Linked DNA regions of Homo sapiens: region 1 is linked to region 2. Evidence: chromatin loops called from intact Hi-C (ENCODE). Cell type or tissue: heart left ventricle. All regions are shown on one strand. Each heading gives the region's core, and the rest is flanking DNA. Links, peaks and the distances in the headings are about the cores only. Region 1 has its middle 25 kb from the start of GABARAPL2. Region 2 overlaps CHST6 (carbohydrate sulfotransferase 6).

Region 1 (2,917 bases), core at 221-2,720, 120 kb before region 2:
CTGCAAGCTCCGTCTCCTGGGTTCACGCCATTCTCCTGCCTCAGCCTCCTGAGTAGCTGGGACTACAGGCGCCCACCACCATGCCCAGCTAATTTTTTGTATTTTTAGTAGAGACGGTGTTTCACCGTGTTAGCCAGGATGGTCTCGATCTCCTGACCTCATGATCCGCCCGCCTCGGCCTCCCAAAGTGCTGGGATTACAGGCGTGAGCCACTGCGCCCGGCCCCCTTGTTTGTTTTTTAAAAAATAGAGACGGGGTCTCACTATGATGGCCAGATTGGTCTTTAATTCCTGGCCTCAAACGATCCTCCCATCTTGGCCTCCCAGAGTGCTAGGATTACAGGCATGAGCTACCACACCTGGCTAGAACTAGTTTTCTTTGAAGAAAGGTACACTCAGAGAGGTCTTTCATCCTTGTCCCCTCCCTGGTTTTTTCTTCACTCTAGCAGTAGTCATAAATCCATATCATATATACAACAATTTGTATTTTTGCCACTGTATCTTTTGGATAGTCTTAGAAGTGGGATTGTTGGGTCAAAGATTAAATAAACATATAATTTTGCTTGATTTAAATATATCTTCTAAGTTCTGTTTCTAAATACAGTGAATCCAAAGAAAGCAAAGCACAGAACAGCATTACAACCATGCCATTTATATTAAAAAAGCATGAAAGAGGCCGGGCGCAGTGGCTCATGCCTGTAATCCCAGCACTTTGGGAGACTGAGGCAGGCGGATCACCTGAGGTTGGGAGTTCAGGAGCAGCCTGGCCAACATGGAGAAACCTCGTCTCTACTAAAAATTAAAAATTAGCCGGGCGTAGTGGTGCATGCCTATAATCCCAGCTACTCGGGAGGCTGTCAGGAGAATCGCTTGAACCCGAGAGGCGGAGGTTGTGGTGAGCCAAGATCAGGCCATTGCACTCCAGGCTGGGCAACAAGAGCAAAACTCCGTTTCAAAAAAAAAAAAGGCATGAAAGATATGTAACTGTTTAGCTTGTATATACTAAAGTATCTCTGAATCGACTTACAAGAAACCAGTCATCGAACAGGAAAAAGGATGGCTGGGGTCCAAGGAGTGGGAGGGAGACTTTTTACTGAATACCTTTTAAAAAAAATTTTTTTTTTAATTATTATACTTTAAGTTTTAGGGTACATGTGCACATTGTGCAGGTTAGTTACATATGTATACATGTGCCATGCTGGTGCGCTGCACCCACTAACTCGTCATCTAGCATTAGGTATATCTCCCAATGCTATCCCTCCCCCCTCCCCCCACCCCACAACAGGCCCCAGAGTGTGATGTTCCCCTTCCTGTGTCCATGTGTTCTCATTGTTCAGTTCCCACCTATGAGTGAGAATATGCTGTGTTTGGTTTTACCCTTTTAAAATTTTGAACCATGTTAATTATATTTTTTAAATAAATTTTTTAAATGAAATAAAAATTAGTGGAAAAAGATTTCTCTATCTTAAACTGCATTAACACCAGAAAACACGTAGAGGCAATGTTGCATAGGGAAGAGGAACCTCACAAGCTGCTTTAGGCAGCTGAATTCCGCAGAATTACTGTCTTCTGGAATTTGGCTCTTTCAGGGAAGTTTAAACTTTCAGCATTGCTGTTTATTCTGTGCCCATAAGTGGGTTCTAATGTTATGACTGTGTTGCATAATTTGTATTTTCTTCATAATTTTCAAAACTTGGCTTGATTTAAATAATTGTATAGGTTTCATGTAGTCATTTCTGCATAGGGTTAAACGCCTTGTTTTATGGAGTTGATCAGCGCCAAGCATGAGCTCACTGTCTGGGGAAACAAGGCTGCTATGGAGATAATGACCAACCCTGGCTGCCAGTGCCTCTGGTCGGAAGAAATGCAAGCCCTGTCTGATTTGGTAGTGTCTGTGGCTGGGGGAAAGCTGCCTCCACCTGGACCTTGGCAAGACTTTTTGGATTTAAGACAGTGTTCTGAGCAAGCCTTAGCCAAAATTTTCCAGCTCCTAAAACCCACTTCCCTTGCTGGCTAGTTAAATGGCTTAGGACAGTGTTATCTTTTCAACTGCCACTGCCTCCTGAGATGGTGTCTGGGAAAGCCAGAGGAGCTGTTAAAATGAGTCCCACCGCAGCAGAAAAGCTATTGAAACCAGGAGACAGCTTCCAACTGGAAAAATACTTAGTATCTAAGTGCTTACTTTCAAGAGCTCAAGCAGCTCTTCCCATAGGCGGCTATCCCGAAGGAATGGTTGAATACAGAAACAGCCAAGGAGGCAGATATTTTAGACAAAGTACATTTATTTTCCAGAAAGAGTAGTTTTTTTAATACCCCATATTGAAGAATTGTTGACCTTCACATCCTATAAATGTGAATCCTTTTAAACTTAAACGTGTCTGTACTGGGGCTGAGACTGACTTGCTGTAACACCATCCAGATGAATCCAAAACAAATCTTTATACCTATGGTCCAAAAGTGGTAGGAAAATTCTGTAAAGATTTAAGGGCTTCAGGCAAAGTTGTTTGAATTCAATTTTTATTTCTTAAAACTGGGGACCCAAAATGAATCAAAAGGGATAGATGTCAGATGAGTGGTTATTGCCTGATGTGGTGGGGGATGGGGAGCAGGCGGTTGAGTTAGAAAGAGGCACAGGAGCACCCTCTGGGAGATGGAAACATCCTGTGTTTTGATTGGAGCGTTGATTATATTGGTGTAAACATTTGTCGAAATTAAGTCTACACGTTAATGTTCGTGTACTTTACGTAATTATACCTCAAATTTAAAATGCAAAAAAACAAAAACATAGCCCTTATTACTTTGTGTAGTAGAATAAAACTGGGCCTAGATACTCAAGCAATTGTGTCCTAGTACCAGTTCTGCCACTAACTTCTATGTGTATGTGGGGAAAGTATGTAACCTCTACTTATAACTTCTCA
Region 2 (2,917 bases), core at 126-2,625:
CCTTTAGGCAGAAAAGGGGAGGGAAACCTGAACTTTTCCTGCACTTTCTGCTTCTTAATTGCCTTCAGCTGAAAATCATTTTTTATGTGAAAAAGGCATAGTCTGAGCTGACGCCTCTGCTTTCCTCCACCTGAAGAGAACCTGCGTGCTGCTCCTTTGCTTCGGACCTCCGCCTCTGCCCGGGAGAAAGCCCAGGCCAGCCTGCTGGACAAGCAGAGACCATGAGAAGGAGAGTTCAGGGGTCCCAAACCAGGCCATCCTAGACCAGCCAGCTCCAGCTGATCCGCACGCAGCCACTTCGGCTACCTTCTACTGGCCAAAGGGAGTCCCAGGGCTCACCCAGATTCAGAGGTGGGGAAACTGAGTCCACCACTTGAGAAGAGTAGCTATAAAGACATATGAGCGAGGCCAGCTGAGCCCAGCACTGCGGCCAAGTCGAAGACTTTAGGAGCAATAAAAGTGCTTATTGTGTTTCAGTCATTTGAGTGTTGTGGTGGTTTGTTACGTAGCATTGCCTAACCGATACACTTGAGAACGGAGGGCTCCTGGCACCTGCAGCTTCCAATTTCCACCAGGGTCCAGGCTCCCTCCCTGCTGGTAGGGCTGTAATTAGTGTCTCCCCTTACCTGTAGGCCCTGTGATGCAGCTAGAAGTGTCTAGGCCCAGCAGTCACCCACAATTAGGGGCAGGCACGCTTGCTGCCTCTGCTCTGGCTGTGGGAGCTCAGAAGGGGCAATCAAAGCACTAGATGGGCTGATGGGTGCATAGAAACAGTGTTGCCTGGAATAGGTCAGAGAACCCACCTATCAAGAGGCTGTTGGGGAATCAATGGTGGGCCTTATTTTTGTTATTTTGCATCAAGAAGATATATTATCCACATCAACACTGTATCAACTCCTCATGGCCACCACAGACCCTGTGTCCCCTAGCTTTGTCTTTGATGTGCCTTTGTCACCCACTCCTACAGACTGCGCCCCACCACTGCCACAACTGCCCCATCACCTCTACAGGGTTAAATCAATGGTTTTAATTTTTGCCTACCTGATGGGTGAAAAATGTTACTTGATGTTTCAGTCTGCACTTCTTTAATTCCTGGGGCAGCTGAACATCTTTTCATGCTTATGACTCAACTGTATTCCTTTTTCATTGTTCAAGGCTGTGCCCATGTTGCTGTTGACTTACCACAGCCTCTTTTGAATATGCTTTGTTATTTTTGTTGTGCAAATGGTTTCTCCTAGCTTGTCATCTGTTTTTTGTTGTTGTTGTTTTGTTAACTTACTTTATGGCATTTTCCCCTCAGGCTTCTTAAAAAAAAAGAAGCTTCATTGAGCTATAATTGATATACAACATCTGCACATAAAGTGTAAAGTTTGATTAAACATTTGTATATACCTGTGAAATCAAATCACCACCTCATCACAATCAAATTTCAAAAAGTTTCACCTAGTTTATCATATTGTTGAATGTGAATCCTTTCCTTATGGCCAGTGGATTTTATGTCTTGTTGAAACGACTTTGTCCTGCTACAGTGATAAAAATGGTCTTCACGCTTGCTTCCAGTACTTTAGTAGTCTAGTGTTTTACGCTTGGATCTAAATTGCATGCAATATTCCTGATCGGTGCGAGTCATCAGTTCTCCCAGCGCCCTCTACTGAATGATCTCACTCATCACACACTGAAACCACCATGGGCTGGAATCTGTCCCTCACCCACAGGCCCACTCCACACCAGTGGATCAGGCGAGCAATTTCTTTAGGTCGAGTGACCCCTATGCTGAGGTCCAGTGGGTTATCCCGACTACCTTCACAAGTTAATGGATTTAGATTTAAGCACCACCTGCCCCCAGCAGATTCTCTTACAATTTAAATATCCTCTCACAGTGCAAATCCTTATTCTGTGAATGACTCTATTCAGACCATGTTCCTTAAGAACCAGAGCTAGGCTGGGTGCAGCTGTAATGCTAGCAATTTGGGAGGCCAAGGTGGGCAGATTGCGTGAGCTCAGGAGTTCGAGACCAGCCTGGGCAACTTGGCGAAACCCTGTCCCTACTAAAAAAAATACAAAAACGTAGCCAAGCGTGGTGGTATGTGCCTGAAATTCCAGCTACTTGGGAGGCTGAGGCATGAGAATTGCTTGAACCCAGGAGGTAGAGGTTGCAGTGAGCCAAGATCGCCCCACTGCACTCCAGCCTGGGTAATAGAGCGAGACTCTGTCTCAAACAAACAAAAAACGAAAGAACCAGAGCTAAAGTCTTGATGAAATGGAAAGGATTGGCCTACTATCCATTTTTCCAAGATGGCAATTCATTCCAGCCAATCGAGCATTTTCTCCTTTGGGAGTAAGACCAGAAAACCTGGCCTGTCCTGCAAGTCTTGTGTTATTCTGCTCCCAGTCCTCAAGAACTCCACTCATTCATTCAACACACATTATGGGTTGAGCACCAACCAGGCACTGGGCTATTATAGGAGCTGGAGATACAGCAGGACCAAAAACAGACAAAAAGCAAAAACCCCTGCCCTAGGCTGGGTGCAGTGGTTCACACCTCTAATCTCAGCCCTTAGTGAGGCCGAGGCAGGTGGATCACCTGAGGTCAGGAGTTCAAGACCAGCCTGACCCATATGGTGAAACCCAGTCTCTACTAAAAATATAAAAATTAGCTGGGCATCGTGGCATGCACCTGTAGTCCCAGCTACTCAGGAGGCTGAGGCAGGAGAATTGCTTGAACCCGGGAGGCGGAGGTTGAATTGAGCCGAGATGGCGCCAAAGGACTCCAACCTGGGCGACAGAGCGAGACTCCATCTCAAAAACAAACAAAACAAAACAAAACAAAACAAAAACCAGCCAGGCGCAGTGGCTCACGCCTGTAATCCCAGCACTTTGGGAGGCCGAGGCAGGCAGATCATGAGGTCAGGAGTTC

What was found. Peaks named below come from ENCODE experiments on the same cell type or tissue, not always from the same donor. Only the 100,000 strongest peaks of a DNase experiment are listed, where the experiment ranks them.
Region 1: a loop joins it to region 2, with 2.3 times the contacts of the local background. A loop is called at or near these places in 6 of 110 quality-filtered maps.

What each region holds. Positions count from the first base shown.
Region 1 is chr16:75,590,248-75,593,164 of GRCh38, reverse strand. No RefSeq gene overlaps it. Among named protein-coding and RNA genes, the nearest start is that of GABARAPL2, 25 kb to the right of the region's middle. RefSeq lists an enhancer at 1-72. In heart left ventricle, for the core only: a CTCF peak has its summit at 1,485; a DNase peak (open chromatin) is centred at 1,804; H3K27ac peaks cover 1,983 bases.
Region 2 is chr16:75,470,687-75,473,603 of GRCh38, reverse strand. It overlaps CHST6 (carbohydrate sulfotransferase 6), which reads left to right. Exons shown (of 3, transcript NM_021615.5): 3 at 1-1,552. Among named protein-coding and RNA genes, the nearest start is that of TMEM170A, 7.5 kb to the right of the region's middle. RefSeq lists an enhancer at 1,313-1,955. In heart left ventricle, for the core only: a CTCF peak has its summit at 1,647 (motif pointing left); no DNase peak of the experiment used is centred there.